Regions from separate parts of the Homo sapiens genome. Here regions 2 and 3 are each linked to region 1. Evidence: read pairs that join two places in POLR2A ChIA-PET (ENCODE). Cell type or tissue: HepG2. All regions are shown on one strand. Each heading gives the region's core, and the rest is flanking DNA. Links, peaks and the distances in the headings are about the cores only.

The links. ChIA-PET counts read pairs that join two places held together with the same protein. Peaks named below come from ENCODE experiments on the same cell type or tissue, not always from the same donor. Only the 100,000 strongest peaks of a DNase experiment are listed, where the experiment ranks them.
Region 2: POLR2A ChIA-PET joins it to region 1 with 9 read pairs; 9 of 35 experiments call an interaction of 5 or more read pairs at or near these places.
Region 3: POLR2A ChIA-PET joins it to region 1 with 7 read pairs; 6 of 35 experiments call an interaction of 5 or more read pairs at or near these places.

The regions. Positions count from the first base shown.
Region 1 is chr9:130,493,610-130,500,920 of GRCh38, forward strand. It overlaps ASS1 (argininosuccinate synthase 1), which reads left to right. Exons shown (of 15, transcript NM_054012.4): 13 at 1,258-1,414; 14 at 5,896-5,961. Among named protein-coding and RNA genes, the nearest start is that of ASS1, 52 kb to the left of the region's middle. RefSeq lists an enhancer at 4,171-4,672. In HepG2, for the core only: no CTCF peak of the experiment used is centred there; DNase peaks (open chromatin) are centred at 5,532 and 6,432; H3K4me3 peaks cover 674 bases.
Region 2 is chr9:130,557,610-130,565,601 of GRCh38, forward strand. No RefSeq gene overlaps it. Among named protein-coding and RNA genes, the nearest start is that of FUBP3, 18 kb to the right of the region's middle. In HepG2, for the core only: no CTCF peak of the experiment used is centred there; no DNase peak of the experiment used is centred there.
Region 3 is chr9:130,543,231-130,551,222 of GRCh38, forward strand. No RefSeq gene overlaps it. Among named protein-coding and RNA genes, the nearest start is that of FUBP3, 32 kb to the right of the region's middle. RefSeq lists an enhancer at 1,554-2,054. In HepG2, for the core only: a CTCF peak has its summit at 5,271; a DNase peak (open chromatin) is centred at 4,311; H3K4me3 peaks cover 531 bases.

The sequences.
Region 1 (7,311 bases), core at 3,312-7,311:
CGCAGCCCCTGGGCTGACCCAGCCCTTTATCAGGGCAGGAGATCATGCGCCATCTGGCCCTGCAGCTGCCCAGGTGGGCTCACCTTCCAGGCTCCATTTCAGGAAACTCTAGCCTTGCCCTGTCCCTCCCCCCGCCATGGCCTGCCTGCCTGCCTGCCTGCCTGCCCCTTGGTCCCAGCCTCCATCAGCAGAGGCTAGAGAGAGGCCGGGGGCAGACTGGGGTCTGAGCGCTACCCCTCCCTGGCCTTTAGGGCTCTCGGGGAGAGGGGAGGGAGCATGTTTCTCAGGCACCTCCTGCCCCCACCTACACACCAAGGGATGTTCTGGCCATAGAGAAAGCTCCAAGTTTATCATAGGAAGCAGAGTTGTTACAACTTGGGCCAACACAAGTCAAATGGAGGCTCCCCACTTCCGGCCTGTGTGATCCTGGAGAAGTTTCTTAACTTCTCTGAGCCTCCCTTCCTCACCCAGAAAGGGGAGAGGCTAAGAGAGTTTCTCTCAGAGTGCTGTCTATGAGGATTCAGGGAGCTAGCCCAGATCAAAGCCTGAGCGCAGTGCTGCTTATCTATGCAGAAATATTCTATCTGCCCAGGAAAACAGCAGCAGGTGCAGAAAACAGCTCACTGATTCCAAGGGGTGGGCTCTGGCCAGGACTCCAGTTCACAGTAGCCCCTAAGGCTGGTGCTGCTCAGTGCTAGGGGCTCCACATGAAATATTACTGTGACATCCCCACTCAACAGATGGGGAAACAGAGGCACAGAGAGGGGAAGGCTATGCATGGCCATGGTCTGAACCACCACCCAGCTGCCTGCACTGGACACCCATATCACCAAGCCCCAGGCAGCATGTGCCTCTGAGTCCTGTCTGAGGTCTTCTGCCTCCCCCGGAGATTAGAGCCTCCATTGGGCCAGGGATGGGGTCCCTTTACCACTGTGTCCCCAGTTGCTGGCCTGTGGCACTTCCTGAATGCCTATGGCATGAAGCAGTGGGTCACTTCCCTCCTCCTGACCCTTAGGGAAATGACCTAGGTGGTCACCTCCTTACCCACAGGCCCTTTGCAAGGTTAGAGGGCAGGGCTATGAAAGCATGGTCCTCAACTCAGCCACTGGCAAGCGCACATTGTGCCAGTCTCGCGGGAGGCAGTCATGGTCTGCATGGCGGGGTAAACCATGGGGCACCCTTCCTGTGCCCCAGGTCTCCCTGTGTCCTCGCGGTGCAGGAGGCCTCCCTAGTGGTATCCTGTTTTCCTCCCTGTAGGTTTCTGGCACAGCCCTGAGTGTGAATTTGTCCGCCACTGCATCGCCAAGTCCCAGGAGCGAGTGGAAGGGAAAGTGCAGGTGTCCGTCCTCAAGGGCCAGGTGTACATCCTCGGCCGGGAGTCCCCACTGTCTCTCTACAATGAGGAGCTGGTGAGGTAGGTGCCCCACACCTCATTCTGACCCCCACTTGGGCACAGAGCCTATCTTTTGACTGGATCCTCAAGACATCTGTGCCTGAGCACATGTCAGGCACCATGCAGAGCACAGAGTGATGGTCACAGAGGATATAGACACCACTATGCTCCCGTGGAACTTACAGGCTAGCTGGGAGAAAGGCATGGATCAAACCATTACCAGAATGTAGAATTAGACAAGGTGGCAGCGGGCTGTGAGGAATGCAGGATAGTCTGGCTGGGTATAATAACTGGGATTGGCTAGGAGGGGTGGTGCATGCCTGTAATTTCAGCTACTCAGGAGGCCGAGGTGGGAAGATTGCTTGAGCCCAGGAGTTCAAGACCAGCCTAGGCAACATAGAAAGACCTTGTCTCAAAAAAATATATATACACACACACATACATATATATATATATATACACATACATATACACACACACACACACACACACACACACATATATATATAAAATAATTGGGGTTGTGAAGAAGCTCCTTTGCTATTCAAACAATAGCAGAAGGAGTTAACAGGTGAATGGGGGGAGGGGTGGAAGGGCAAAAGTGGCCAGGGGGAAGGAGCTGAAGCTAGATCTTAAAGGGAAGGGCAAGATCAGATCTGTGCATTTAGAGGGTCCTCCTGGCTGCTCTGGAGAACGGATTTGAGTAGGTGGGAGGTGGAAGGGCACCTGTGGAAATGCGGTAGCTTGGACCATGCTGATGATTCCTGGACTAGATAGCAGCAGGCGAATGTGACACATATCTAGGAGGAGGGATTGAAATGACTTGGATGTGGAGGGAGATGGAGGGTCCAGAATCACCCTGGTGTCTGGGGTCGTGAGCAGCTGGGTGCAGTCCCTGGGTTGAGGAAATGCTCTTGAGGAAGGATCATGCATTTGGATTTAGGTGTCATGAGTATGGGTTTCTTTTGAGATAGCTGGGAAAAACTAACTGGAAGGCCGCCGGACACTTGGGTCTAGAGTTGAGGAGAACCCAGGCTGAAGACCCTGGAGCATCATAGGCATTTTGATGTTCTCTGAAGCGCTGGGCCAAGAGAGACTGCCTAGGGGAAAGCGTGGAGTGAGACAAGAAGGGAACTAGCCAGGCAAGATGGTGCACACCTGTAATCCCAACTCTTTGGGAGGCCAAGGCAGGAGGATCGCTTGAGGCCAGGAGTTCAAGACCAGCCTGGGCAACATAGTGAGACCTCATCTCTACTAAAAATAAAAAAATTAGCTAAGCGTGGTGGCATGTGCTCGTGGTCCCAACTACTTGGGAGGCTGAGGTGGGAGCGTCTCTTGAGTCTGTGAGATCAAGGGCGCATTGAGCCATGATCATGCCACTGCACTCCAGCCTGGGCAACACAGCAAAACCCTGTCTCAAAAAATAAATACATAAAGTATTAGCCAGGTGTGGTGGCATGCACCTGTAGTCCCAGCTACTCAGGAGGCTGAGGCAGGAGGATCACTTGAGCCCAGGAGCTGGAGGCTGCAGTGAGCCAGGATTGCACCGCTGCACTCTAACCTTAGTAACAAAGCTAGGCACTGTCTCTTTAAAAAAAAAAAAAAAAAAAAAAAAGGAAACACAACTGGAACCATGAGATTTCTCATTGATGGACCAGGCAGAAGGTGGCCAAGGAGGAGCCCCTGGAGGGGCAGGAGGGCCCTGGTGAGCCAGGGCAAAGGTGGCAGGTAACGATTGGCCACTCCTGTGTCCGCCCCGTGGATGAGAGTGACCTGCACCAAGGGACGAGGTGTCACCTCCAGAGGTCACCTGGCCAAACTAGAGATGGGGCAGGCCCCTGTGGGACAGACAGCCCCCACTAGACGTGGGTCCCCTAAGGCCCAGCTTAGCTCAGGCTAAGGCCAGCCCCTCCCTCCTGGAGGCTGGTTGGGAATTAAAGTACGAGTCTTGTTTGGCAGTCAATATTATTTTTTTCTTTCCCTTCTCCTTGCCATGTTGAGTTTCTCCCCGCTTCAATCTTTCTAAACACTTTATAAGCCATAAATACAACTGAGTCAGTTTAGATCAGTTGGGGTAAATGTCAAATTATCTTCTCTCTTTCTCTCTCTGGCTCTTTCTTCCCTCCCCCTCCAAATCAACAGCCTCTAATAATCTGTCCAACCCTTCATTAAGCCTTACAGTCTCACTCAGGGAGATTAAATGAATAAAGTAAAAAGGGAAAGGGGAAAAAAGAGAGAAAAGCAGGAGCATTTATTCTCACTGTGTCTCCGACCATTTCCCTTTTCTTTTTGATTTCTACATCGCTGACTTGAAAGCCCTTGAGTGACAGCGTCACAGGGACCAGCGAGGAAGCCGTGAGAGGTAGCAGAGCTGGAAATGCCGTGGCTCAGTAGGTAGAAAGTAACGTAATTATAGAGCAGGTCAGAGCCACTCGAATGAGCAAAAATAAAAGCACAGAGGTTTTCTGTAGACCGTCAGGGGAGGTAAAAAAAAAAAAAGAAAAAAATCATTGTAAACTCTTTTTCCACCTCCCCGCTCACTTCAAACCACAATTTTAAAAAGAGGTTTTTTAGTTCCTGAGAAACCCCTCTTGGAACTCCCAGCAGCCTCGTGGGACAAGTTTGTCCCTGGATGTGGGCCCTCTTTGCAGGGGCTGCCAGGGCAGCTGGGAAGTTCCCACCTTGGGGAACGGGATGGGGAGAGTTTGTTGTGACTTGTGAGAGATGGAGGTGAAGGGACAGATGGACACAGAGGTGGGGGGATTCTGTGTCCTACGTTCTCCCTGGGCTGAGTATAGGGGCCAGTGGGGCTGAGGCTCGGTTTCTAAAACAAGGTCTGTTGAAGGGATCTGAGGAGGTTGGTGGTCTAGTTTGGTCTAGCTCTTCCTAAGCACTGACTGCACAGAAAGGGGTGGCCAGCAAAAGTCTGGTATCTCCTCCTCTTCCAGGGAATGCAAGCTCCTAGTGGCTTCAGTGCCTGAGCCCTGGAGGGGCCGTGGAGGTGTGGAGGAGGGAGGAAGGGACATCAAGGAGGTACAGGAGCATGGGAGTGACTCTGCAGAGAGTTCCACGCACCCACCGGCTTCAAGGCCTGGTGAAGGTCAGGGCCCGGGTCCTGAACAAATCACTGGGGCCAGGCAGATGCAGAGACCTCATTTGTTCTTGTAAAAAGTCCACTGTCTACAAAGAACCAGTCAGAGGGCCAGCCTCAGGGTCTCAAAGCAGCAGATCCTCCTGCCTCCCAACACCGACCCCCGCTACCCCTACCTCGAGAACCTTGAGTCAGCTTTGTCCCAAGGCTGGAATTCTGCAGACAAGGGTCTGATTCAGAGCAGGACATGACAAGGGACCCCATCCTCTCAGAGGCTCAGAGGCTGGCCTTGTGGAGTAGGAGGCATCTGAGTCCACGTGCCCTAAGTGCTTAGCACAACCATAATTAATGAAGGCAATGGGTGATTGATTGCTTCGGTCTGGCCCCTCCCTGTGGACACCACTCTTGCTCTTCCTTCCTTGGCACCTGGCCCAGCATCTGGCAGGCAGCAAGGGCTTAATAAATGCCTGAACAAATGAATGAGTGAATGAATACTGTTAGTACTAGTGGGTGCTCACCATGTGCCAGGCACCAGCTACATTATTTCATGTGGGGCCAAATGTGACACTGAGAGCTAACCACCATCACGCATTTCACAAGTGCAAGGCTGAGGCTCCGAGTGCAGGAATACTGGCCTGGGCTCTCTGGTGGCGGGTGGCGGAAACAGGACGCAAACCCCAGTCAGCTGGCTGGAGTGACTGCCATGGTTAGGAAGGTTGGGAGGAGCAGCTAAGGGTGGAGAGCCCCAAAGCAGAAGGCTGGTGAGTCTGAGAGGTGGAAACTGTAGAGAGGTAAAATCTGCTCTGCTGAGTACAGCAGCAGTCAACCCAGCATTTTCCATGACACACTGGCAGTGGGTGCCCAGGTTTCAGGATGGATTAGGTAAGGTCTAACTGGTTGGACACATGAGGGGAAAGGTGACTTGGTGGGCCCATCTCGCTGTGAATGCTGGAGGCCTCCCTGCAGCTTGCGAAATGCCCTTGTGCTATTGCAATTCACACCCCAAGGCCTCCTGAGCCTTCAGGTCACTGCATGCCATCCACACAGTCCCAAGGGCACAGCTGGCTTGGACGAGTTACCCATTTACAGACAGAGTGCTCTGGTTGGTGGAATTCATAGGGCTAGTTCTGGGGTGGCTGCTCCTAGCCTCCTGCCACATTGTGTAGCAGGGAAGAGGCTGCTGTGTGCTCCACTAGGGCTCTCCAACCTTTGGGTGGGTGCCTGGCCCAGAACAGGGTTCCCTGAGTTGTACAGAAATTCAATGGAAAGCCGACGTGCAGGGAGGGTTTGGACCCACACAGGGGAAATGCCCTGGCATCTGGGAGGTGGGGCTGCTTCTGGCCCCAGCAGTCCTCCCTTCAAGCAGAGGCCAGGGCCAGGCTGAGCTGACAAGCTTCTACTCTCCTTGCAGCATGAACGTGCAGGGTGATTATGAGCCAACTGATGCCACCGGGTTCATCAACATCAATTCCCTCAGGTGAGAAGCTCAGGGCCCTGACGGGCCTTCAGAGCCTCCAGGTGTAAAGGGTAGGCTTTGAGAGCCCCCAGGTGTAAAGGGTAGGCTTTGATGCGACCTTGACTGCTGCCCTGCCCTGCCCTGCCCTGCCCTAGACAAACCCCACTTTCCTGTCCATCTGCCCATAGCATCCTCAGAAGCATGCTTTGATAGCCGACAGTAACAGAGGGTCCTAGGCATTGGGGTCCTAGGTTCCTGTGTCCCACCGGGTGCCTCTGATACTTGCCCTCCCCTCCCGCTAAGCCACAGGGACTCCACTATGAGCTCCTTTGCAGGGCAGGTTAAACAAGGAAATAGCATAGAGGTGGAGAGAAGCCTTTGTTTTCTGTCACCATACCTGAGCTGTAGGTCTAGCTGGAAGCCATCCTAGCCACGTGGATCTCCATGGCCCAGGAGGGTGGTGCACGTCATCTGAAGTCACTCAGACCTTTGATCCTCTGTGAGTCACCAGTAAGAGTGTCAGCTGTACCTGCCTCACAGATGCAGTGAAGGTTCAATATGAGCCTGTGGAAATCAAGCATGCGGCTCAGGCTTAGACCCTGGCATGCAGGAAGAGCCAGGGGCAGTGCCAGCAGCAAGCACACTCAGCCCAGGGCCGGTGTGCTCAAGGGCAAACAGGGTCGTTTGTCACCAGCAGCTAACATAGACTAAGCTGCTCTGGGACACTCTCCTAGGATGTCTCATTTAATTCTTACACAAAATTTGCAACTCCCCGGGAACAGGCTGAGTGGTTAAGTAACTTTCCAAGGGTCACACAGCTAGGAGGTGGTGGAGCTGAGTCCGGAGGGCCTGTCCTGCTGTGGGTTCTCCATCACCAGCTCCCTTCTCATGGGGATTGGAGTCTAGAAGAAGATGCAAGTCAGTCTCCTCTTGCTAACAACATGCCCTGGGCACAGAGCCATCATTTTCTCCCAGAGCCAGTCTCTTGTCCCTGGAGGCACCTCATGCCCCGAGAGATGTTGAAGCCCGCCCATCTGCCCAGGGTCCTCTCCCTTCCCCTCCGTCACCTCCACCTCCCCTGCCTCCTGCGCCCTCTGTTTGTATTTTATGACTCTATAAACCCTTTTAAATGGCCCAGAACAAACAGGGCTTACATAGTGGCCTCTTCATTTCTCCTATTGCCAGTTAAACGCTTTGTCTTCAACAATGACAAACAATGTTTTCCCCCTAAGATAAATTAATTACATTATCCTGATTGGAGGGCAGGAGGGGCCAGGGCGGGAGAGGGAATAGAAAAAAAGGCAACTTCACACACATCTTAACAAACAGCTGCCCCAGCCACCCCAGCTCTGCCTGAATTAATTGAACCCA
Region 2 (7,992 bases), core at 1,835-5,834, 63 kb after region 1:
ACTTCTATTTATTTATTTAGAGATGGAGTCTTGCTCTGTCGCCCAGGCTGGAGTGCAGAGGCTCACTGCAACCTCCGCCTCCCAAGCTCAAGCAATTCTTCTGCCTCAGCCTCTGAGTAGCTGGGATTACAGGTGCGTGCCACCATGTCCAGCTAATTTTTGAGTTTTTAGTAGAGATGGTGTTTCACCATGTTGGCCAGGCTGGTCTCAAACTCCTGACCTCAAGTGATCTGCCTGCCTTGGCCTCCCAAAGTGCTGGGATTACAGGCGTGAGCCACCATGCCCGGCCCCCATGGCACTTCTGTGACATTGATGGGGAAAGTGCAGCAGAACTAGGCATGGCAGAATCCCTCTTGCCTCTCTTGAAGGATGGTGATACCTGTCTGGGCCCTGGTAGGGTTTGATCTGCCCTCATGGCACCTCCACCTACTCTGAAAATCCTCAGGCGGAGGCTGGGCACGGTGGTTCTTGCCTAAAATCCCAGTACTTTGGGAGGCTGGGGTGGGAGAATTGCTTGAGTACAGGAGTTTGAGGCCAGCCTGGACAACATGGGGAAACCCTGTCGCTACAAAAAAATACAATACTAGCTGGGTGTGGTGGTGCACGCCTGTAGTTCCAACTACTCAGGAGGCTGATGCGGGAGGACTGCTGTAGCCCAGAAGGTCGAGGGCGCAACGAGCCAAGATCACGCCACTGCACTCCAGCCTAGGTCCACAGAGTGAGGAAAAAAAAAAAAAAACCTGTCCCAGCTGGGATGCGAGTGCCCTCCTGCTGAAGGCAGGAGTCAGGCCGAGGCAGCAACAGGAAGAGCAAGATAGAAGCTGCCTGGCCTCACTGTGGTCTCTGCCACTGAGTGGAAATATTTCCAGTTCGGTGGCTTAGTCCTTGCGACGCAGCCCTTGACCCTGTTGGTGATACCAATTCTCAAGCTGGTCTCAAACTCCTGAGCTAAAGCGATCCCCCAGCCTTGGCCTCTCAAAGTGCTAGGATTACAACCGTGAGCCACTGCTCCCAGTCCTGCCCCTACATATTATATACTGTATTTATACAGCAACATTTAACTAGAAAAAAGAAAATGCTATTAAGAAAATTGTCTGGGGATGGGCGCGGTGGCTCACACCTGTAATCCCAGCACTTTGGGAGGCCGAGGTGGGCGGATCACCTGACATCAGGAGTTCGAGACCAGCCTGGCCAACATGGTGAAATGCTGTCTCTACTAAAGATACAAAAATTAGCTGAGCGAGGTGGCAGGTGCCTGTAATCCCAGCTACTCATGACACTGAGGCAGGAGAATCGCTTGAACTCGGGAGGCGGATGTTGCAGTGAGCTGAGGTCGTGCCATTGCACACCAGCCTGGGCAACAAGAGCAAAACTCCACCTTAAAAAGAAAATCATGGGCAGGCACGGTGGCACACACCGTTCGGGAGGCTGAGGCAGGCAGATCACCTGAGGCCGGGAGTTCGAGACCAGCCTGGCCAACATGGTGAAACCCCGTCTCTACTAAAAAACACAAAAATTAGCAGGGCTTGGTGGTACAGACCTGTAATCTCAGCTACTCAGGAGGCTGAGGCAGGAGAATCACTTGAACCAGGGAGGCGGCGGTTGCAGTGAGCCAAGATTGTGCCACTGCACTCCAGGTCAAAAAAAGAAAGAGAAAGAAAGGAAGCAAGGAAGGAAGGAAGGAAGGAAGGAAGGAAGGAAAAAGAGAGAGAAAGAAAGAGAAAGAATATAAAATCACCTGGGCACAGTGGCCCTTTAGGAGTCCGAGGTGGGTGGATTGCTTGAGCCCAGGAGTTCAAGACCAGCCTGGGCAACATGGTGAAACCCCATCTCTACAAAAAATACAAAAATTAGTGTGGTGGTGCGAGCCTGTAGTCCCAGCTACTCGGGAGGCTGAGGCAGGAGGATCAACCACCTGAGCCTGGGAGGTGGAGGTTGCAGTGAGCCGTGATTGGGCCACTGCACTCCAGCCTGGGTGACAGAGCAAGACCCTGTCTCAAAAAAAAAGAGAAAGAAAATCATGAGGAAGAGAAAATATATTTACTATTCACTAAATGGAATCAGATCATCATAAAGGTCTTCATCCTTGTCTTCACGTTGAGTAGGCTAAGGAGGAGGGGAGGAAGGAAAGGGTTGCTCTGGTTGTCTCCTGGGTAGCAGAGGTGAAAGAAACTCCGCATCCCTGCGGACCTGCACAGTTCAACCCGTGGTGTTCAAGGCTCAGCTATTTTCACCCAGCTTTCGTATCCTCATTATGAACTAAAGATTAAACTCTTTTTAAAAATGGATGTTTAGGCTGGGCACAGTGGCTCATGGTTGTAATGCTAGCACTTTGGGAGGCTGACGTGGGTGAATTGCCTGAGCTCAGGAGTTTCAGACCAGCCTGGGCAACATGGTGAAACCCCATCTCTACTAAAAATACAAAAAATTAGCTGGGTGTGGTGGCACCCGCCTGTAGTCCCAGCTACTCAGGAGGCTGAGGCACGAGGATCTCTTGAACCCGGGAGGCGGAGGTTGCAGTGAACCGAGATCACGCCACTGCACTCCAGCCTGGGCAATGGAGCAAGACTCTGTCTCCAAAAAAAAAAAAGAAAAAAAAAAGATTTTTAATCACATAAATAATGCATAAAATATTACTACTTCTTTAAAAAAATTTTAAACATGATTTTAAACTTTAAAAAAAGACATTTTAAACATTTAAACATGACAGTCCTGTGACTGTCTGTTTTGCTCACTGTCTCATCCCCACATCCATTCCCAGCTCTCCAGAGGTTATCTCTGTTATTTTGTGGCAGCTGCCTCGGGTATTTTTCTACGTATTTGCATGCATATACACTTATCCTTTGAAATAAACAGTGTGGTTTGTGTGCATTTGATTTGTTTTCACACAAATGGATCGGACAGATCACATCATTCTACAACTTGCTTTTTTTACTCAATAACACATCTTGTAATTTACCAATGCCAGCAGGAAAAGAAGGAGGGAAGGACCTCAGATCTGAGAGAAGCTGGGCAGACAAACCTCAGGGGTGAAGGCCCTCATTGGACAAACTACTCGTTGGTCACTGGACACTTGTCTTCAGGACACTCCCCTGTGCTCTCCAGAGGCTTATCTGGTTTATCTCTCTTTTTTTTCCTTTTCTTTCTTTCTTTTTTTTTTTTCATCTTTACCACTTCTTCCAGGATAGTTTATCTTGGCAAACAAACCACAATCCGTTCTCTGCATGAAACATCTACAAGTCCCAGGTTCTAACATATGAAAACAGGTCAGGCACAGTGGCAGATGCCTGTAATCCCAGCACTTTGGGAGGCCAAGGTGGGCAGATCACTTGAGGTCAGGAGTTCGAGACCAGCCTGGCCAACATGGCAAAACCCGTCTATACTAAAAATACAAAATTATCCGGGCACTGTGGCACGCGCCTGTAATCCCAGCATCTCGGGAGGCTGAGCCAGGAGAATCGCTTGAACCTGAGAGGCAAAGGCTGCAGTGAGCTGAGATTGTGCCACTGCACTCCAGCCTGGGTGACAGAGCAAGACTTGGTCTCAAGAAAAAAAAAGGAAAGAAAACATCCTTCTCTTTCACTGAAGCATGAAGTGGACTGTGGCTAGTGGGAGGGGGCATCTCTGTGAGGCATGTTTATGAAAAGGCAGTGCAGGCCTGGGCCTGTCCTCAGCACTGGCCCTTGTCAAGGCCTGTTTCCTTGAGCCTGGAGTCCTTTGGGAGCTGTGAGAACCAAAAGAGAAACGGCACACCTGTACATTTACTCATCCTTTTAATTTAGGCAAGGATTCTTCATTCTTCAAGAGATGACAACAAATTTGGGCTTTTTTTTTTCTTTTTTAAGACAGAGTCTTGCTCTGTCACCCAGGCTGGAGTGCAGTGGCACGATCTCGGCTCACTGCAACCTCCACCTCTCGGATTCAAGCAATTCTTCTGCCTCAGCCTCCCAAGTAGCTGGGATTACAGGCATGCGCCACCACGCCCGGCTAATTTTTGTATTTTTAGTACGGCCGGGGTTTCACCATGTTGGTCAGGCTGGTCTCAGACTCCTGACCTTGTGATCCACCCGCATTTTTTTTTTTTTCGAGACAGAATTTCGCTCTTGTTGTCCAGGCTGGAGTGCAGTGGTGCGATCTCAGCTCACAGCAACCTCTGCCTCCTGGGTTCAAGCAATTCTCCTGCCTCAACCTCCCAAGTAGCTGGGATTACAGGCATGAACCACCATGCCCATCTAATTCTGTTTTTTTTGTTTTTGTTTTTGTTTTTTTTTGAGATGGAGTATCACTCTGTCACCCAGGCTGGAGTGCAGTGGCATGATCTCGGCTCACTGCAGCCTCTGCCTCCCAGGTTCAAGCAATTCTCCTGCCTCAGCTTCCTGAGTAGCTGGGATTACAGGCACATGCCACCACGCCCGACTAATTTTTGTATTTTTAGTAGAGACAGGATTTCACAATGTTGGTCAGGCTGCTCTCAAACTCCTGACCTCAGGTGATCCAGCCACCTCGGCCTCCCAAAGTGCTGGGATTACAGGCGTGAGCCACCGCCCCTTTTGTACTTTTAGTACAGATGGGGTTTTGCCATGTTTGCCAGGCTGGTCTGGAACTCCTGACCTCAGGTGATCCGCCCAACTCAGCCTCCAAAAGTGTTAGGATTACAGGCATGAGCCACCGCACCTGGCCTGCCTGGCCTATTTAGTAGCTTTAAGCCACTCCCAAGTGGCTACATCCCAACTTCCATAGGGATACAATCCACATTGTTTTTCGTTTTATGATTCCCCTCACACTTGTTCCCTCCTTTGACATTGCTTTATTGCCCTCTCCAGTTCTCTTCTCTTCCCAAAAGCCCAAAGCAACAATCAGGGATGGCTAAGGTAGCCGGGCTGGTCGTTTTTTTTTTTTTTTTTTTTTTTGAGACAAGGTCTAGTTGTCGCCCAGTGTATTAGTCTGTTCTCAAGCTACTAATAAAGACATACCCAGGACAGGTGATTTATATATATATGAGGTTTAATGGACTCACAGTTCCAGATGGCTAGGGAGGGCTCACAATCATGGCAGAAGGTGAAGGAGGAGCAAAGTCACGTCTTACATGGTGGCAGGCAAGAGAGTGTGTGCAGGGAAACTGCCCTTTGTAAAACCATCAGATCTCACAAGACTCATTCACTATCACGAGAACAGCCTGGGAAAAACCACCTCCATGATTCAATTACCTCCCACCGGTTCCCTCTCATGACACTTGGGGATTATGGGAGCTACAGTTCAAGATGAGATTTGGGTGGGGACACAGCCAAACCATATCACCCAGACTGGGGTGCAGTGGTGCAGTTATGGTTCACTTCCACCTCAGCCTTCCCTGGCTCAGGTGATCCTTCCACCTCAGCCTTCCAAGTAGCTGGGACTACAGGTGTGCCACCATGCCTGGCTAATTTTTTTTTTTCCCCTTTGTAGAGACAGGGTTTTGCCATGTTGCCCAGGCTGGTCTCAAACTCCTAGGCTCCACTGATCCTCCCACCTTGACCTCCCAAGGTGCTGGGATTATAGGCATGAGCCACCATGCCCAGCCATGGGTGGTCTTTTATGGGTCCTTTTTTAGTTTTTGTTTTTGTTTTGAGACAGAGTTTTGCTCTTGTTGCCCAGGCTGGAATGCAATGGTGCAGTCGTGGCTCACTGCAACCTCCACCTCCCGGGTTCAAGTGATTCTCTTACCTCAGCCTCCTGAGTAGCTGGGACTACAGGCATGCACCACCACACCCAGATAATTTTTTTTTTTTTGCATTTTTAGTAGAGACAGGGTTTCACCATGTTGGCCAGGCTGGTCTCAAACTCCCGACCTCAGGTGATTGCCTGCCTCGGCCTCCCAAATTGCTGGGATTACAGGCGTAAGCCACCGCGCCTGGCTGGGTCCTTTTTTTTCTACTCCTTCCTTGACTAACTCATCCCAGTTCTCTCAGGACTTTCCTGGTTTTAGCACTGTAAAGCTCCACACTCCAGGAATCTCTTCCTTCCTGAATGGCTGCTTACCCTACCTACTCCCCCAAGCCCCACCAATCTAATACATCACATGGAAGAGAAATTTTTTTCTTTTTTTGAGATGGACTTGTGCTTTTGTCACCCAGGTGGAGTGCAATGGCGCAATCTTGCCTCACTGCAACCTCCACCTCCCGGGTTCAAGAGATTCAGAAGAGAAACTTCTGTTGGTCCCTGTGGTAGACAGAATTCTAAGACGGCCCCCGGGTTCCTGTCCCCTCGTGTACACGCCCTGCATAACCCTCTCACCTAGAGTGTAGGTGAGATCTGTAAATATGATCGGATCTTGTTCCTGCGGTTAGGTTACTAATCAGTTGATTTTTTACTCCATCAAAAGAAAGATTCTTCTGGATGGGCCTGACCTAATCAGGTGAGCCTTTAAGAGAAGGTGGAGTGTCAGAGGGAAGCATTCACTCCTGCTGCTCCTGAACACCCTGCTCCCATAAATTCTACAGCTGCAAGAAAGGAGTTCTGCCAAAAAACACATACGCTTGGACCCCAAGCCTCAGATGGAACCTCAGCCCCAGAAACACATTTATTTCAGCCTTGTAAGCCCTCAAGAAGAGAGTCCAGCTACACTCTGGCATGACTTATGACCTACAGAACTGTGAGATAATATACCTGTGTGGTTTTAAGCTGCTAAATTTGTGGTTGTTTGTTACACAACAATAGAAAACTAATATGATATTATTAAGGGCAGCCTTCCATGTAAGAGAAAGCTATGTAACTATGGCTAGTTCCTCAGTGTGCCTGAGCCATTGTGAATAATGCCGACTTCTCTCTCTCTCTCTCTCTCTCTTTCTCTCTCTCTCTGGGTAGGCCAGGCACGGTGGCTCACACCTGTAATCCCAGCACGTGAGAAGGCCAAGGCAGGAGGCTGAGGTGGAAGGATCACTTGAGTCCAGGAGGTCAGGGCTACAGTGAGCCATGATCACACCACTGCACTCCAGCCTGGGTGACAGAGTGAGACCTGTCTTAAAATAAATAAATAAATAAGCCAAGCTCAGTGGCTCATACTTGTAATCCCAGCACTTTGGGAGGCCAAAGTGGACAGATTGTTTGAGGCCAGGAGTTTGAGACCAGCTGGGCCAACATGGAGAAACCCCGTCCAAAAATACAAAAATTAGCTGGGAGGATGTGGAGGTACAAACCTGTATTCCCAGCTTCTTGGGAGGCTGAGGCACAAGAATTGTTTGAACCCAGGAGGCAGAGATTGCAGTGAGCTGAGATCACGCCACTGTACTCCAGCTTGACTAATTCAAGACTCTGTCTCAAAATAATAATAATAATAATTTCTACCAGGAGGCAGAGATTGCAGTGAGCTGAGATCACGCCACTGTACTCCAGCTTGACTAATTCAAGACTCTGTCTCAAAATAATAATAATAATAATTTCTACCAGGATTCTGGATGCGTCACTTGACTTCACTGTGCCTGACTTTCTTTGTTATAAAATGGATCTGATGTTCACCTACTTCGCCTTACAAAGATGATGGAAAGGACAAGAGGATAAGAGAGAGAGAGTAATTCCGCACCTCAAAAGGAAAATGAACAAATTCGAGTCCAATCCTTTCTTTTTGTGTAACTCTGTCATAGACACGGACCGTTTTGTCTGCTGGGTAAACACTGCATCAACACAGTGCATTTGGAGAGAATGGTTCCGTCGTTCCACTCCAACTTCATGGTTGATGGGGCTCCAACCTTGGCCACTCTTGATTGGTTTAGGGATGATACCTGACCTTTCTGAGCCAATCGGAATCTTGCCTTGTGATTCTAGAACTGAGATGGCAAAGTCAGTTTCTTTTCAGTAGCTGAAAATGAAGTCATGTAAACTCCTAAGTTCATCTGAGGCTAAGCAGGGCTGTTTGCTCCAATATTCCATCATCCAGGCTGAGGAACAAAAATAGCAGGTTGGCCACAGGAAAGAAGGATGAGGCCAAAAGAGGTACACAAGGCCGGGCGCCATGGC
Region 3 (7,992 bases), core at 1,835-5,834, 48 kb after region 1:
GTGGATGAGGATGGCACAGAGGCCAGGACGGTGGGATGGAGAGTGGTGCATAAGAGGTAACTCGGACTGGCAGGAGCCCCCTCCTCTGCATGTCCCCAGCATCGAGGCCCAGGACCTCATGCTCAGACACCATTCCTCCCAGTCCTAGTGCTCCCAGAGACCATTCTGGAGCCTGTGGCAGGTTGCTAGGCTGGGACCCCTCATCTGGCAGAGCGGGCAAGAGTGAGAGCTGCAGCCTCCAGCCCTGGCTCCCCAGAGTGCCAATTCTGAAAATGACAAACGGAGAGCCAATAAGAAGGTTGGAAAATGGGTACCTCCGTGCCTCCCTGTGTCTATTGTAGGGTTTGGAAATAGCTGAGATGAGACGAGAGCTGCTAGGAGGGGTGCCCGCTGGGCAGAGGAGAGGCCCAAAGCTGCTGCTGCTGCTGCTGCTGCTGCAGGAAGTAAGAGGAGAGACTGGAGGGGAGCGGAGGGGAGGAAAGGAACAGCAGAAGACAGAAAGGACAAATGTCAAAACGGACGCACAAAAAAGACCAGTTGTGGTGTGTGGCCTAGGATTGTGGGAGGGGTGTGTGTGTGTGTGTGTGTGTGTGTGTGTGTGTGTGTGTGTGTGTGATGCGGGCTTTGAGGAGCAATTCAAAAGCCCCTGGCCCCTGAGCCCATCTGAACACCCCCCTTCTCTCTTCACCCCACCAACCACCAAAAAAAAAGAGAGAGAGAGAGCGAGAGAGAAAGAAGGAAAACAAAATATCTACAGTTGTCGAGACAAGAGGAGAAAAATAGAGGCAAACATCCGTAATTTTCTCTGTGGGGCTTTGCGGTAATTGAGCCATTTGGATAAAAATAAAGGCAGCAGGCCCCTTAGGTAAGAAGAGCTTTTGCAATCTAAGAAGCTTGAATTATGCGTCTTGTGTCACTTGAAATCCCCCATTCTCCCCCTTCCTTGGGTGACCCAAACCACTTTCCCTTTTCTTATTATTTTTTTAAGTACCCTGTCAAAATGTCGACTGTAGAGTAGAGAATTTCAGCTGTCACAACTAATTTCAATTTTTCCACGTGCTTTCCCCCTTGGGGAGGGGGCCTGGCAGAGCCCCCTTTCCCTCCCTCTTGCATCTGCTCACTCTTTTTATTTCTCATTATTGTTATTATTTTAAAACCAGATTTACATCATCAGTGTGTTTGGGGAGTGTTTAAGGACTGTGGTTTGCTCCTGAGGAAGGCTGGGCCTGGCGCTGTTGGTTTCTGGCTCCCACCCCGCCTGCACCCCCTCCTGCACGCTCCCACCTCCACCCGCCTGAGCCCCTGGGACTCCCACCTCTCTCTTCCTGGTCCCAAGCTGCCAGCCGCCATCGACCACCCACTGGGGAAAATCCAGACTTCAAAAGAGTCTTGAGGTTCTAGGAGAGCCGTGGGAACCATGCTCATTTCCCTACCAAAGGGAAGTTCCGGGGCAGGCGAGATCCAGAGGAGCTTTTCCATCTTTTAAAAAATTGTGTAATTTGTTTGTGTAGAGACAAGGTCTCACTCTATTGCCCAGGCGGGTCCTGAACTCCTGGACTCAAATAATCCTCCCGCCTCGGCCTCCCAAAGTGCTGGGATTACAGGCGTGAGCCACCGCGCCCAGCCTCAGCTATTCTACCTTTTGCCTCATCTTTCTTGCCTCCTCAGTGCATTCATTCCATGGGCTTCAGTCCAGGGCCATCTCCTATGAGCTGGCCCTGCCAAGCTGCTGGGCACACCGAGGTGAGTAAGACACAATCCTTGCCCCTGAGGAGATGACAACCTAGTGGGCTCTAGGAGACAAAAAGGCAGGCGGACGGTGCAGAGTATCTGATGATGTGCTGGTCAGCACTGTGCAAGGACAGGGGGGCACAGGGGAGGGACGGGCCCTTCTAGCCCAGCTACTGAGAGGTCTTCTATGGTTTTTATTGTTTTTTGTTTTTTGGAGACGGAGTTTCACTCTTGTTGCCCAGGCTGGAGTGCAATGGCGCGATCTCAGCTCACTGCAACATCCGCCTCCTGAGTTCAAGCGATTAACTTTCCTCAGCCTCCAGAGTAGCTGGGATTGCAGGCACCCGCCACCATGCCCAGCTGATTTTTGTATTTTTTGTAGAGAAGGGGTTTCACCATGTTGGCCAGGCTGGTCTCGAACTCCTGACCTCAGGTGATCCACCCACCTTGGTCTCCCAAAGTGCTGGGATTACAAGCGTGAGCCACCACACCCAGCCTCTGCCATAATTTGAATGGGTCTCCTCCAAGATTCAGGTGTTGCCAATGTGGCAGTATCAGGAAGTGGGGCCATTAAGAGGTGACGAGGCCACGAGGGCTCCTCCCTTGTGAAGGGAGGTGCCCTTCTGTAAAGGGGCTTGACAGAGGAGGATCACGCCCTTTTGCCCTCCTGCCTTCTACCGTGTGAGGATGCAGCAAGAAGGCCCTCACCAAGCCAGGCGTGGTAGCTCACACCTATAGTTCCAGCACTTTGGGAGGCCGAGGCAGGAGGATCACTTGAGCCCAGGAGGTGGAGGCCGCAGTGAGCTGTGACTGCACCGTGGCACTCCAGCCTGGGTAACAGAGAGAGACCTTATCTCAAAAAAAGAAAAAAAATCTTAAAAATTAGCTGAGCATAAAGGCAGCCAACTAAATGCTTGTAGTCCCAGCTACTCAGCAGGCTGAGGCAGGAAGAACGCTTGCGCCCAGGAGTTTGAGATCAGCCGGTCCACATTCTACACAGGTCTCTCGTGTAGAGACTCTATCTCTACACAAAACAAATATTAAAAAAAAAAAAAAAAGAAGGCCTTCACCAGATGCCAGCACCAGAACTTGGACTTCTCAGCCTCCAGAACTATGGAAAGTACATTTCTATGTTTTATAAATTACCCAGTCTGAGGTATTTTGTTAGAGCTGCAGAAGCAGATGAAGATAAAGTCTTCGCCGAGGAGTGGTGCCCCAGCTTTTCACAAGCAAATGGATGCTGTCTCTACTTAAAAAATACAAAAATTAGCCGGGCATGGTAGCACACACCTGTAATCCCAGCTACTTGGGAGGCTGAGGCTGGAGAATCGCTTGAACCCAGGCAGCAGAGGTTGCAGTGAGCCAAGATCGCGCCACTGCCCTCCAGCCTGTGCAACAGAGTGAGATCCTGTCTCCAATAAAAAGGGGGGGTGGGTGGATTTGGACACAGACACACACACGGAGGCAGAAAACTGTGTGGAGATGAAGGCAGAGATCAGGATGATGCCTTCACAAGTCAAGGAATGCCAAAGATGGCCAGCAAACCACCAGAAGCTTGGGGCTTGGGGAGAGGCAGGGAACAGACTCTCCCTCACTGCCCTCAGAAGAAACCAACTCCGCCAACACCTTGATCTCAGATCCTGTAGATCTCAGAACTGCGAGACAAGAAAGCTCTGCTGTTTAAGCCCCCAGCAGGTGTACTTTATGACAGCAGCCCTAGCAAACGAACACACGTGGAGACACCAAACAGCATGTCTGAGAATTGCTGTAATTGAGCAAGGCGGGTGCATGGAGTTTGAAAGTGGCAGCAGTTGGGGTGGAGTATGTAGAATCGGGGACATTACCTGCAGGGCGGTGGAGAGTGGGGGAGGACATCCATAGAGGGATTTCTTTTTTTCTTTTCTTTTTTTTTGAGACAGAGTCTGGCTCTGTTGCCTAGCCAGGCTGGAGTGCTGTGGCGCAATCGGCTCACTGCAACCTCCACCTCCCAGGTTCAAACGATTCTCCTGCCTCAGCCTCCCGAGTAGCTGGGATTACAGGCACCTGCCACCACACCCGGGTAATTTATTGTATTTTTAGTAGAGACAGGGTTTTGCCATGTTGGCCAGGCTGGTCTCAAACTCCTGACCTCATGATCGGTCCCCCTCAGCCTCTCAAAGTGCTGGGATTACAGGCATGAGCCATCGCGCCCGGCCCATGCAGGGATTTCAAGCAGGAAAGAGATGGGATGAGATGCGCTTTGTAAAAGGCACACCCTGGTTACAGAGAAAGCAGCAGAAGGGCTGAGACACCTTTCTCCTCCCATTCCTGGCTCCCCTTCCCACTCTCTCTCCCACTCCTTCTAGCACTCTCTGGGGATGGGCCTGGCTTTACTCACCTGTGGGTTTTGGGGCCCAGGACAGGGCCTGCTCCTCATGGACCTCCTTGACCAGTTTGTTGAGTGACAAAACGGGCCCATCAGCACCTGGTTTCTCAGCTCTTTCTCCTTGGTTAACGGCCCTCATGGAGCACGCTGGTGTTCAGAAAACGGGATCAAGGACTGGAGGAGGAGCTGCGGGCAGGTGGCAGGAGCCAGAGGTACCAGCCCCTCCCCGCTGAGAAGCCACTGGATTTTTTTTTTGTTTGCTTGTTTTATTTGGTTTGTTTGATTTGAGACAGAGTCTCACTCTGTCACCCAGGCTAGAGTGCAGTGGCGCAATCTTGGCTCACTGAAACCTCTGCCTCCCGGGTTCCAGCAATTCTCCTGCCTCAGGCTCCTGAGTAGCTGGGATTACAGGCGTGCACCACCAAACCCAGCTAATTTTTGTATTTTTAGTAGAGGCGGTGTTTCACCATATTGGCCAGGTTGGTCTCGAACTCCTGACCTCAGGCCTGCTTCAGCCTCCCAAAGTGCTGGGATTACAGGTGTGAGCCACCACGCTCGGCCAGCAAGTGCTGTTTAAATGAGGAGGTGAGCGACAACACGTCCACACTGGGACAGAGGCAGAAGGAGAAGCAGTCACCTTGGGGCTGGCATCACCAAACGAGGGCTCCCATGGACAAGGTAGAGAACTGGGCCCCTGCTTCTCAGTGTACCTCCTCCTTGGTCCAAGTGGGTTCCCAGTGAGATCAGCTTGGCTGTCTCCTATTGTAGCAGGATGAGCCGTGGACAAAATCCCTCAGACACCGGGTTAAAGAAGGAAGTGGCTTTACTATGTTGCCCTGCTTTCTTCCCCTGCCCCTGCCGTCCCTGGGAGAGAGAAGGGACAGGCTTAGAAAAGGCCAGGACTCTTCTCTAGGAGTGGAGGAGTCTGACCAGTGAGTGACATTACCTGGGAGGAGTCAGGCTGGGTCACTCCTGTGTCCCCAGTGTCTGCCATAAAACCACACTGCGAATGGTCCAATTGCCATCTGCCAGGCCCTGCCCCCAGGGCTCTGTATGGATTCTCACAGCAGCACTGTGTGATAGGTACTTTATTGTCCGCATTTTACAGAAGGGAAAACTGTGGCACAGAGCGGTCACCTGACCTGCCCAAAATCCCACTGCTGGTAAGAGGCAGAGTTGAGGACACAACCCAGGAAGTTTGGATCTGACCTCCTCACTCTGAAAACATACATGCTGCCCCCATGAGGGCCCCAATGGGCATTCAATACCTATTTATCCAATTCAGCACTCACTTCCAGAGAGGCAGCGTAGCCCAGTGGTTAAGGGCATGCTCTCCGGAGTCAGAGAGCCTGAAGCTGAACTCCAGAACTACCCCCTCCCAGCTGGGCCACTGAACTTCTCCAAGCCTCAGTTTCCTCACCTGCAAAATCGAAATATTAAGTTGGTGCAAAAGTAATTCTGGGTTTTGTCATTACTTGTAATACTAATGGTTGGCCAGGTGCAGTGGCTCATGCCTGTAATCCCAGCACTTTGGGAGGCCGAGGTGGGCAGATCAGTTGAGCTCAGGAGTTCAAGACCAGCTTGAGCAACATGGCGAAGCACCGTCTGTACAAAAAATACAAAAATTAGCTGGTCATGATGGCACGCATCTGTAGTCCCAGCTACTCAGGAGGCTGAGGCAGGAGAATCAATTGTTTGGGCCTGGGAAGAGGAGGTTGCAGTGAACCAAGATCGTGCCATCACACTCCAGCCAGGTCAACAGGAGTGAAGCCCTGTCTCAAAGAAAAAAGAAAGAAAGAAAGAAATACTAATGGTTCCTACCAGCGGCGAGTCCTGGCTGCTTTTCATCAAAAGGTCTCCTTTTCCTCCCAGGTACACAACTAGACTGCATTTCCCAGGATCCCTTGCAAGCAGGTAGGGCCATGTGACTGAGTTCTGGCCAATGAAAGATAAGGAGGAAGTGATGTCACCACTTCTGGTCCTGGCTCCTAAAACATCCTGCACCATCCTTCATGCTCTGGACCCTGGGTCCGTGCATGACTTCATGGAGCAGATCCCATACCCAACACTTCTCCTCATACTGGACTGTGATGTGAGCAGGAAACAAGCTCTTACTGTGGGATTACTTGTGTTAAACCAAGTTAGCCTAAAGCTGCCTCCTTACATATTTTAAGTTCAGCCTAAAGGTTTCTCTGTACATCATAAAGTATAACCTAAATGGAATTATAAACAGACAGTAGCCTACACTCGTACCAATCACCAAGTTTTGGCCAATCAAATGTGGCCCACTGTTCAAACCGTGTTCAAATAAGGCAAACACCAAGCTATAACCAATCTGGCATTTTCTTGGCCTCCAAAAGTGCTGGGATTACAGGCATGAGCCACCATGCCTGGCCTATCTCTATAAATTTTATAACTCCAAAGACCTCACGTTAGTGAGGTCATAGTATTTGTCATTTTATGTGTGACATGTCATTTAGTATAATGTCTTTAAGGTTCATGTGTCAGAATTTCCTTCCTTTTTAAGGCCGAAAATCATATTCCTTTGTATGGATGGACCACATATCATTCATCCGTTCATCCATCAGTGAACACTGGGTTGCTTCCACCTTTTTGCTATGTGAGTCATACTGCTATGGACATAGGTATACACCTACAGAAGATGGATTTTGATGCCATGACTGAGATACGGGAAAAAAAAAAAACAAAACTTTTTTTTTTTTTGAGATGGAGTCTTGCTCTGCCACCCAGGCTGGAGTGCAGTGGTGCGATCTCGGCTCATTGCAACCTCTGCCTCCTGAGTTCAAGCGTTTCTCCTGCCTCAGCCTCCCTAGTAGCTGGGATTACAGGTGCCTACCACCATGCCCAGCTAATTTTTGTATTTTTAGTAGATACGGGGTTTCACCATGTTGGCCAGGGTAGTCTTGGACATTCTCCTGACCTTAGCTGATCTGCCTGCCTCGGCCTCCCAAAGTGCTGGGATTACAGGCATGAGCCACCATGCCTGGCCAAAAAAAAAAAAAAAAATGTTTTTAAGAAGCTGACATTTTTGAAAATTTGAGACAGAGTCTCACTCTGTCACCCAAGCTGGAGTGCAATGATCATGGCGGCTCACTGCAGCCTTGACCTCCTGGGCTCAAGCAATCCTCCTGCTTCAGCCTCCTGGGTAGCTGGGAATACAAGTGTGTTCCACCACGCCCAACTAATTTTTTGTGTTTTATGTAGAGATGAAGTTTTGCTGTGTTGCCCAGGCTGGTCTCAAACTCCTGGGCTCAAGTGATCCTCCTACCTCAGCCCCCCAAAGTGCTGGGATGTGAGCCACTGTGCCTGGCCAGAAGCTGATATTTGAAGTCAATGTCATAAAAAGGGGGCAAACCAGGAACTCCCCTGACTGGTTTCTTGCTGGGAAGAAGCCTGGGGGAGCCATTGGTTGGCAAAGACTTTACTATCTCTTGCACAGATGAGGAAATGAGGCACAAAGAGGAAGGACGAGCAACGTGCTGAAAGTCAAACTGCCCAGAAGTGGAGGAGGGAGGATTTGAACCCAGGGCCTCTCTGTGAGGCTGTGCCATCCAGCCACCCGGCCACTGTGTTCATCCCTTCTTATTTTTATTTTTATTTTTATTTTTTTGAGGTGGAGTTTTACTCTGTCGCCCAGGCTGGAGTGCAGTGGTGCAATCTTGGCTCACTGCAAACTCTGCCTCCCGGGTTCAAGCCATTCTCCTGCCTCAGCCTCCTGAGTAGCTGGGATTACAGGTGTGTGCCACCATGCCCGGCTAATTTTTGTATTTTTAGTAGAGATGGGGGTCTCATCATGTTGGCCAGGCTGGTCTCAAACTCCTGACCTCAGGTGATCTGCCCACCTCAGCCTCCCAAAGTGCTGGGATTATGGCGTG